2 separate regions of the Homo sapiens genome follow, and region 2 is linked to region 1. The links are chromatin loops, found by intact Hi-C in ENCODE. Cell type or tissue: Caco-2. All regions are shown on one strand. Each heading gives the region's core, and the rest is flanking DNA. Links, peaks and the distances in the headings are about the cores only. Region 1 overlaps SMG7 (SMG7 nonsense mediated mRNA decay factor). Region 2 overlaps NMNAT2 (nicotinamide nucleotide adenylyltransferase 2).

Evidence for each region. Hi-C counts contacts between places; a loop is a spot of excess contacts. Peaks named below come from ENCODE experiments on the same cell type or tissue, not always from the same donor. Only the 100,000 strongest peaks of a DNase experiment are listed, where the experiment ranks them.
Region 2: a loop joins it to region 1, with 17 times the contacts of the local background. A loop is called at or near these places in 2 of 110 quality-filtered maps.

What each region holds. Positions count from the first base shown.
Region 1 is chr1:183,540,681-183,546,066 of GRCh38, forward strand. SMG7 (SMG7 nonsense mediated mRNA decay factor) reads left to right here. Exons shown (of 23, transcript NM_001375584.1): 13 at 304-423; 14 at 1,396-1,822; 15 at 3,673-3,817; 16 at 4,250-4,632; 17 at 5,286-5,386. Among named protein-coding and RNA genes, the nearest start is that of NCF2, 47 kb to the right of the region's middle. RefSeq lists a silencer at 3,182-3,231. In Caco-2, for the core only: a CTCF peak has its summit at 3,124; a DNase peak (open chromatin) is centred at 3,111.
Region 2 is chr1:183,365,942-183,371,327 of GRCh38, forward strand. All of the region lies in intron 1 of NMNAT2 (nicotinamide nucleotide adenylyltransferase 2), which reads right to left. Among named protein-coding and RNA genes, the nearest start is that of NMNAT2, 50 kb to the right of the region's middle. In Caco-2, for the core only: no CTCF peak of the experiment used is centred there; a DNase peak (open chromatin) is centred at 2,440.

The sequences.
Region 1 (5,386 bases), core at 306-5,305:
ATGATAAAAGAATCTTTCCTAATAAAAAGTTGTGGTTTATTTGAGCTCCCTGACTAGAAAGTGAAATGTGAGTAAAAATATTACATTAATGTAATGAATTTGTATATTTTCTTTTCTGCTTTGTTTCATAGTTTGTAAAAATCTCTGGTAGTATAAATTCTAATAAATGCAGTTGATTACATCAAGTAGCTAACCTATGTGGGAAGTAATCTGAAGCCATTACAGTTAATCAGGTGAACTTGGTTGCCTGGAAAATATCTTTAGCAATTTAATATTCTCATAACTTGCTTGTGTCAATTTTAGGAACTTGGATTTTTCCAAAGGTCACCAGGGTATTACAGGGGACAAAGAAGGCCAGCAACGACGAATACGACAGCAACGCTTGATCTCTATAGGCAAATGGATTGCTGATAATCAGCCAAGGTAAGTCTGGAACTTCTGGTCTACCCCTTTTTAACCACCTTTTTAGATAAACACATGCGCGCACACGCGCGCGCACACACACACATCTCATATGTTACGTATTTTAGGCTTTGGTATAAATATTGTCAATCATGAACTCTTAAATCGACATGTTGGTAGCACAACATCTAATTATAACCCTAGTGAGTAAGTATACTCTTTATTTAGAATCTCTGTTCTCCCTATTGTGTATTACAGAGGTCTTTCTTGTTTATCGTGAGTTTCTGCTCTAATTTATAAATATCTCTGTAAATCTAACTGAACTGTACTTTCACAGTCATGGTAATTTGTATTGGCCTGGGCATGGTAGTCAGTTTCAGGCAGGACAGACCAAGATCGTGCTAGTAGCCAGTTAAGTACAAAGCAGATGTGGTCGTTAGTGTAGGGAAAAGAACGCAGGTTTTGTAATTCCATTGGTTTGAGTTCCGTTTCGAGTTCCGCAGCTTCTCAAGTGGGTGTCCTTGGGATCTCCCCAGTAGATTATAACCTTTCCAAAGTCACTAACTACTTCCTCATTTTTGTATTCAGGTTTCTGTCATACAGTAGGTAGTTAAATGCTTCCATGTTTGAATGAACTTACCACCTCCAAGCTTCAATTTTCACATCTATAGAATAGGAATTATATATAGCTACCTTATAGGACATATCAAGGGCCCTAGACCAGTGTCTTGCACTTGAAGCATGCTCAGAAAATGTAAATTCTAGCAAACGTTGAAAGAGCCAGAGGGATAGGTTGTGACGATGTTAAGTGTGATAATGAGAACCTCAGTTTCTACATAACTACTTTTTGTGTTACCTGAATCCACATTGTTATATCCTGCTGTTTTCATGGTTATTAGTGCTAGGAATATATTGACTTGGATCCACACACAATTCAGTTGTTATTTTTTAAGTTAATGTTTTTTATATATGGATTTATTTTTGCTTTTTTAGGCTGATTCAGTGTGAAAATGAGGTAGGGAAATTGTTGTTTATCACAGAAATCCCAGAATTAATACTGGAAGACCCCAGTGAAGCCAAAGAGAACCTCATTCTGCAAGAAACATCTGTGATAGAGTCGCTGGCTGCAGATGGGAGCCCAGGGCTAAAATCAGTGCTATCTACAAGCCGAAATTTAAGCAACAACTGTGACACAGGAGAGAAGCCAGTGGTTACCTTCAAAGAAAACATTAAGACACGAGAAGTGAACAGAGACCAAGGAAGAAGTTTTCCTCCCAAAGAGGTGAGAAGGGACTATAGCAAAGGAATAACTGTAACTAAGAATGATGGAAAGAAGGACAACAACAAGAGGAAAACTGAAACCAAGAAATGCACCTTAGAAAAGTTACAGGAAACAGGAAAGCAGAATGTGGCAGTGCAGGTAAGCTGTATTTGAACTATAAAGCAGGTAGAGGAAGGCTCACACAAAAGGCAAGATTTTTCATTTTGTTCTAAAGCCATGAGAATTGGCCGTCCTGGAAGTTTAAATGCATTATTTAATTGCATAGTAAGGTTATATAAAGAGCTGTGATAGATGGTTACTTTTTCAATTCTTGGGAATTGTGAGTGAAAAAAAAATCTCAGCCTGATTTGACACTTTCGTCAGTCTTCACCAATTTAAGCAGTTTGAAAGGATTAGTTGCAGAGTTGTCAGTTTCACACAGGATTATATTTTATTTAGAAGATATAACTACCATTTGTCAATGCTATAGTGGAGATTTGGGGTCTTCTGTAGATCCAGTAGAACCAAGAGTATATTAAGGCTTATGCAGTTTTTTTTTTTAGATTCACTATAATATATATATATGTGTGTGTGTGTGTGTGTGTGTGTGTGTGTGTGTGTGTGTGTATTTTTTTTCTTGGAAAAATATGAGACTTTTTTATTGACAATTATACTTGTCCCGGCTATTGGTATTAATATCACTTTAATCTTATCCTGGATCCTGGGAATTTATAAAGGAAGAACCCAGGTTTCTTGCTGGGAAAAGATAAGCACTGCTCAGTTATTTGTGACTTTCTTTTTATTAATATATTTTCCCAAATAGAAAAGATGGTTTCATGTAAACAGAAAAGGGCCTTTATTCTGTGATGGTTTTATTAATACTATTAATGTTTGAATAAATACTTAAGCAGCCATGTGAGTTGTTAACACATTTTAGCAAATGTATGTGTTTGCATGAGAAACTTTACATTGTTGAAGGCTGCTTACAAATAAATAGTACCTTTGAAGTATTTCTCTAATTTTTTTGAGAAAGAGAAATAAGAAAATAATAGTTCCATTTTAACATTATAGCAAGGAGAGAAACAGAAAGACAAGGTAGAAATTAAGACATAGGGGAGAGAGAGAGATGCTAGGGAAAGGCAAGAAAAAAAAAAATGAACTAGAAAGCCAAAGGATCCGAGTTTTAGAGATAATGAGTCCAGCATTTTCTGTTTACCTTTCCTCCATTCTCTGTAACTGCTCACAATAAGGTCCAGACTGAAAATACAATCTCCTTTTTTGGTTTCTCATCCATCTCAAATCACCTATAAATGATTAAAGAAAGAAAGAGTAAACATATCACCACACTCTGTACCTCGTCCTGGGTTTTCTATAAATGCTACTCATGTTCCCTCATTTTGCTCAACTTTGAGCAGTGCATATGACATCTACTCTCTGGCTCCATCTATAGGATCTCAGGGCCTGTTCCTTACTGCTGAAAGTATCCTTATTTATTCTGAAGGGTGGTAAAGTTGCAGGGTGGAAGGTGGATGCCTGACTGCACATATGGCTACCCAGATGAAATCAAACTGAGGGCCAAAATAACTCACCTATGGGTTAATAGTCATTATTAGTTCATAATTCATGTATGTCGTTTAATGAATTAGAGTATAGAGAACCCTGGGCCCCAGAACAAGCAACTTAAAGTCATAGACAAGTTTTTTTCAACTTGTTAGCATCAGGCATCTCATTTGTAAAACAAATGGGCTCTAAGGTCCTTTACATTTTTGGATTTTTGTGATCATGGGAAAGCAAAATAATTAGTAAAACTAAGATAGTAAAATTATCTTTTATTGGCTATTAAATAATTTGCTTTGATTTTCCATTTTTAACTTAGGTGAATTTAAATATCTTCAGCATGTACTTTTTGATCTAATGAGGTTTTAAATACTTTCTTAGGAGTAGGGTCTTCTTTCTAGCACATTTGAGTTTCAATTTATTATAGATAGTTTTGCTTCTATTGGTTACAGGTAAAATCCCAGACAGAACTAAGAAAGACTCCAGTGTCTGAAGCCAGAAAAACACCTGTAACTCAAACCCCAACTCAAGCAAGTAACTCCCAGTTCATCCCCATTCATCACCCTGGAGCCTTCCCTCCTCTTCCCAGCAGGCCAGGTAAATATGTTTTGTAATTTCTTCTACTTAATCTTTTCTGTGCAAGAATTTCTATTCAGTCACTGAGAAATGTGTTTTCTGTTGGAGTAATGTTACTAAGCCATAAAAAGTTCTATTTTCCCTAATACTTATAAAATTATTTTTGAACTGTTTGTGTGTAGTGTACATACAAGTGCATGTTTGTTATTATGAAGGAAATCCTATCACTAAATACAGAAGCTACTCACAGAACACTGATTACTTCAGTGGATAGAGGAAAAATATCAAGTCTATTTTTAGTTCTTCAAATCAAGTTAAAGATTGACAACATGACTAATCTCTTTTGTGATGTGTTAGAAGACTCCCTCTACCTACCTGTTAAAAAAAAAATGACTTTTTTTGCAATTTTTTGCTGTTTCCTTAAAACTAAAGCTGTGTTCTTCTGTTTTGAAGGGTTTCCGCCCCCAACATATGTTATCCCCCCGCCTGTGGCATTTTCTATGGGCTCAGGTTACACCTTCCCAGCTGGTGTTTCTGTCCCAGGAACCTTTCTTCAGCCTACAGCTCACTCTCCAGCAGGAAACCAGGTGCAAGCTGGGAAACAGTCCCACATTCCTTACAGCCAGCAACGGCCCTCTGGACCAGGGCCAATGAACCAGGGACCTCAACAATCACAGCCACCTTCCCAGCAACCCCTTACATCTTTACCAGCTCAGCCAACAGCACAGTCTACAAGCCAGCTGCAGGTTCAAGCTCTAACTCAGCAACAACAATCCCCTACAAAAGCTGTGCCGGCTTTGGGGAAAAGCCCGCCTCACCACTCTGGATTCCAGCAGGTAAGTTACAGTTGTGTGTACTATCCAGCTGAATGAAATAAGGGGAAATGCTGAAAGATTCAATGTTAGAAATGCTCATTAAACTTTGACATACTTCTTGCTTAGATTTATAGTGATTATGGGAAAACAAAAGTATTGTCTCTACTGTTTATGAAAGTTCAAATGTTTTCCTTACTCTTGTAAAGGATAAAATACTAGATCTTAAGTACCATTCTTGGCTGCTACTAAGTGTCCATTTTATTGAAAATGGATTTTCTGCAAATAATTCTCCTATAGGAACATAAACTACTAGGGAAATAGAATCACAGTCTTGATGAGGTGCTAAGACAGATGTGACACCAATCTTAAATGTTGTCGTTGGAAGCACAGCACTTGAAGCAGAAAGGGGAAACAAACACTCTTATGCAAATATATTCATTCATTCATTAAACCTCTTAAATAGTTGAATTAAAAGAAAATATGAGTGTGGTGCCCATAATCTGTTTCCAAAAAGCTCTGAGTATTGAATAGCCCAAAAGGTAAAGGAAACTGCTGCCTTGCCTAGAGTTTTGTTGGTTGGAAAACACCCCAAGTTCATTCTGTGATTCTTTAGCATTCATTATAAGTAATATTGCATTTTATCCTCACCTTTATGACAGGCGTCTCTTTTTTAGTATCAACAGGCAGATGCCTCCAAACAGCTGTGGAATCCCCCTCAGGTTCAAGGCCCATTAGGGAAAATTATGCCTGTGAAACAGCCCTACTACCTTCAGAC
Region 2 (5,386 bases), core at 192-5,191, 170 kb before region 1:
AAATAACACCTTGAATCAGCCAACTTCCTTTCCCTCTCCATCAAAAATGTTTTATCCTCTTATTTCTTTGGATCATGTATATCAGATTCCATTCTCTCTGGTATACCACTACACCCTGGGGTAAACTACAACTGCCAAAATAGCAATTAGTACCTCCTTAGAAAGAAACCCAAGAAATGGCTCCCAATCTACTAACTACATGCATGGCAGAAATTATCATTGTATGACCCATCCCGTCTTTCTGACCTCATTCATTTATTCTGCTATTTATGTATTAATTCACTCACTCAACTTTGGGCTGTTACAAGCTATACACCTTGGGCAAATCACTTCACCTCTGTGCCTCATTTTCTTCCCCTGTAAAAAGGGATAATAATAGTATCTACTTCATAGGGTCATTTTTAGAATTGAGCTATCACATGTGAAGTGCTTAGAATATTGGCACAAATTAAGCACCATGTAAGCATTAACTATCATCATCATCATTAATTAGTATTAGTATTATGTAGTAAGCTAAGCACTCTGCTAGCCACTGTTGATTCCAAGATGATTAAGTCTCAGTCCTTGACCTTGCCAGCATAAAATGGTCAGAAATAGTAGATTTATAAAAAGTGTTATCATTGTTGGTATTGCAGGAAATGTCTTTGAGACATGGTAAGAAGGTAAAATGGAATAGATATTAATAGAATGGGTGTGGGAGTGAGATGGGGAGGAGTCTGATGTGGGTGCAGGGATAGATGGTGGTGCCATTGATACATTGAGTGAGTGGACTGAGGGACATTTAAGAAGCATAGATGGATCTTATGCTAAGATGAGCAATCTGGAACACAGATGACAATTGCAGGAGGGAATGAGAGCCAGCAATGAGTGTGAAGACCTCTATGCCTTTTTGCATGCTATTACTCAAAATATCTTACCTCCTCCTGTCAACCAAGCAAAACCGGCTTATCTGTCAACATCTTCTCAGACATCAGCTTCACTGGGGGTATCTTTATCTAAGCACCACCCCCAGTGGAGTGAACCACTCTTTATGCTCCCAGTTTGTTACTTATACATGCTTACTTGATTTCACATGTTACACTTAAAGCAATGATCAATTTGAAAATCTCCGTCCCTGACTTAGATATGTCCACCCTAAGGAATGGAGATTAATTCCTAGCCATTTTCATATTTCCACATCCTAGCATGGTGCCTGGATCACATCCACACTTTTCTCAGCTTAGTAAATAAATAAGGGCCGGGAGTGGTGGCTCAGGCCTGTAACCCCAGCACTTTGGGAGGCTGAGGCGGGCAGATCACCTGAGGTCGGAAGTTTGAGACCAGCCTGACCAACATGGAGAAAACCCATCTCTACTAAAAATACAAAAGTAGTCAGGCATGGTGGCATGTGCCTGTAGTCCCAGCTACTTGGGAGGCTGAGGCAGGAGAATCGCTTGAACCCAGGAGGTGAAGTTTGCAGTGAGCCGAGATCGTGCCATTGTACTCCAGCCTGGGCAACAAGCGCAAAACTCTGTCTCAAGTAAATAAATAAATAAATAAATAAGCATAAATAAGACACAGTTCTGCAAATAACTTATAGTTTTATTATAATTTAGGTCAGACATAACTATTTGAAATCTTAAATAATAGAAGCCCAGTGCAAGATGAGAGATATTCCAAAGAGGCGTAGCAGTAACTTTTACATGAGTAGTCGAGGGCAACAGATTTCAACACATTGTTGACCACATAACTGTTTCAGTAAAAAGATTTGGGGCACAACTTGTCATATATAATTTACTAATCTATAAATTATATATGTGTCTTATTTTACTATTGTGCTGTGTACATTGAAAATATACACAAAGATAAAAATTAAATGAAGATGCAATAAAAATATAAATAGAAGTGCCAATATTTTCTTCCTGTGCCCAGTGGATTGTCTCAGCACACCATTTTAGATACCAGAGGTCTAGAGCAAAGCTATTCAGAATGAGGTCCCCCAGCATGGCACAAGCTATTCTGTTACTAGTCTGCAACTCAATAAGCAAAGAAATGGAGAGCAAGCATCTAGAAACTTCTGTAGTGATTTTGGTAGGTCTATGTATGTCTGCTGAATGTGATAATTAAACGTGGTCTTGTGTTTTGTATCTCTTTGTTTCTTATTTCAATTTCTAATTTATTTACTAAACAAATTTAGGAATTAATATTTATTATATAAAAGTATTGATCCCACAGTGGATTGGAAACTGAAAAGAAATCAAAATAAAAACCTGGTCTTTCACCACAGAGAGCTTGAGAAGCACTAGAACAGACAGCAAGTCTTAGAGCCATTAGCTCGGAGGGCTTTGCAGAGCAAGTCCCTGCAGAGTGACAGGGTCCTCTGGGTTCAGAATTAAGGGCAACATCATGGCTGCAGTGGACTACAGAGGGTTCCTGGAGGCCGGAATAAGGACAGAGAAGTCTTTTCTCTTGACCACTCCCTGCCCCTGGGCTGCGCTGTCTCATCTCTTTTGAGCTCCTGAGGCCTCTACACACCACACAATAAATGCCATTGATCTGAACAGAATTGGGGTGTTTGGGGAGAATTACATAAAGAAGTCTGAAGATCTGAAGGAGCTCAACCGCTTACAAGGGTGCTAATTCTGTCTCCAGATTGACCGTGTGTGTCTGTCTTCCCTCCTCTGTCCCATAACATGCCACTAGCCATTCCTGATCTCAACTCTAAGCACTTTGCTTCAGCACCTTCTAAGCACCTTCTTGCCTCCCTATTGACACTCCATAAATATTTGTTGGCAAGGCCGGTGAAAACATTAACACACCATTCTCTTCTCAGTCATCCTGCGTTGATACCACTTAATTGGATGTATTCCCCAGTAGATTCATAGTTCTTTTGTTCTTGCTTAATCATCAAATTCAGCCACACATCAGAGCCGGCAACTCATGAAGTGAGTCTGTGCAAAATGGGGCAATTTAGCAAGCAGTGTTCCATTTATAACCTTGCTGCTCAACATGGGCAGGGAGAGCTCTTCTATTAAAATGCACAGTCACCACTCCCTGTCCTGACAGCTGCCTAATCACGGGCATGGGGAACACTTCCAGGTCCTGGCTGTGAGACCCCTTCTCACGGCAACTCTGAGCCAGCAGCAGGTGTGCACTACGCAGCTCTGCCCCTGGTTTCCAGGACTTCTCTGGAAGAGATGAAAGTTGGAGCATAGAAGAGCTCACATTTATGGAGCATTTAACATGGGCCAGGTTCAGTCTTAAGTGCTTAAAATGCATAATCTCATTCTCGCCTCCCCAAATCCTTTGAGGAAGGTATTCTTTTTTTTTTTCTTTTCTTTTCTTTTTTTTTTTTTATTATTTATTTATTTATTTTTGACGGCATCTTGCTCTGTTGCCAGGCTGGAGTGCAGTGGCGTGATCTCGGCTCACTGCAGCCTCCACCTCCTGGGTTCAAGCGATTCTCCTGCCTCAGCCTCCCAAGTAGCTGGGACTACAGGCATGCACCACCATGCCCAGCTAATCTTTTTGTATTTTTAGTAGAGACAGGGTTTCACCATGTTAGCCAGGATGGTCTCGATCTCCTGACCTCATGATCCACCTGCCTCGGCCTCCCAAAGTGCTGGGATTATGGTCATGAGCTACCGCACCCAGCCTATTCTTTTTTTCAATTGTGGTAAATATTCATAGCAATAAAACTCAGCACTTTAACTGTCTTTAAGCAAACAGTTCGGTGGCATTAAGTATATTGCCACTGTTGAGCAGCCGTCGCTGTCATCCATTTTCAGCACTTTTTCATCTTCTCAAACTGAAACTCTGTACCCATTAAACACGAACTCCCCATTCCTTTAACTCCTCATTAAACACTAACCTCCTCCTGGTCCCCGGCAACCACCATGCTACTTTCCGTCTTAATAAATTCATCTATTCTAGGAATGAGAATGGCACTCTTCTTATTATCCCCATTGCAAAATAGGAAACTGAAGCACAGTCAGTTTAAATAAATTGCCCAAGGAAACACCACGAGCAAACAGAAGAGCTGGGATTAGCATTCAGGAAATCTGGCTCTGGAGCCCGCTAGGTCATGCTAAAGAGAACAGAGGACCCTCCAAGGAGAGGAAAAAGGGCCTCTTTTCCTTAACGCCTCCTGCATTCCCAACACACGGCTGCAACCTGATCAGAAGCAGAAGGGTGGCAAAGGGCTCCTCTGTCCAGGACCCAAGGGGGAGAAAAAGAGCCTGGGATGATTTCTACTGCTCTGTTTATCCACTCCTAGTACTTCCTACCACTACTATCAACACATACACACACACACACACACACACACACACACACACACACACACACACACACACAGGCTGCAGTGGCAAGAATTTGAGTTCTGGTACCAGACAGACCTAGTTCCAGGTACAGTTCTGTGATGTGCTAAATGTCTGCCCTTTACTGAGTTTCCATTTCTGCTTCATTCATGTGGGGATGGTGTTATCTATCTTACTGGTATGCTGAGAATAAGGGTTAAATGAAATGAAGTTGTGAAATCATCAGGCAGAGTGTCTGACAGACAGCAGAAACTCAATAATTGTGAACTCCTGTCCCACTTCTCCACTTCTCCACTTCACCATAGAAGGAAACTGAAAAACCTCTGTGAATGCCCTGGAGCCCAGCCAGCCTAGGAGTGCTCTCCATATCAGGTGTGCTCGGGCACAAGGAATGAGGAAGAGGAAGAGGCAGCGTTGAGGAGAGTACTGGTGGGGATCCATTGATTCTGGGGGAATGAAATAAAATCCCCAGAAAAATATGCATGCCTCTTGTATCTCAAGTATTGGCAGGACAATTAGAACAAGGGGATGCTGGTGGGCTCCCAGTAACACTGACGCTGTAAAAAGCCAAGCTTCTGCCTGAACTTCTGTCCCTTGACTGGCGGGCAGATTGGACAGCTCCTGCCCTGTCCGGTGTGCTTTCCCACTATAGCCCCAGAGCCTCAGGGAGGGTTGAGGATGCTGGGGAGGTTGTGGTATATACATGTTGAACCAATGAGTGAGTGAGTAAATGCATGGTGCCTGACCACGGTGCGCCGCATGTTTTTACTTAGGAAAAGCAAACAAATGACCTGGACAAATATTTCAGAATGGATTCCCCCACACCTCCACAGGAGAAAAAAAAGGCCAGGGGCAGGAGTGGTATATGCGGACAGACTGATTTTGATTGATACTTCCAGCCACCTGGGGCATTAGACGCACCTGATAAAACTCTTCATCCCAGAAGAAGTTGATTACTAAGTGAAAGAAGCTGATGTGAAAAAGGCTATATACAGCATGATTCCAATGATAGGACATTTTGAAAAAGGCAAAACTGTGGACACTGTAAAAAGATCAGTGGTTGCCAGAAGTTGAGGGGAGGGAAGGAT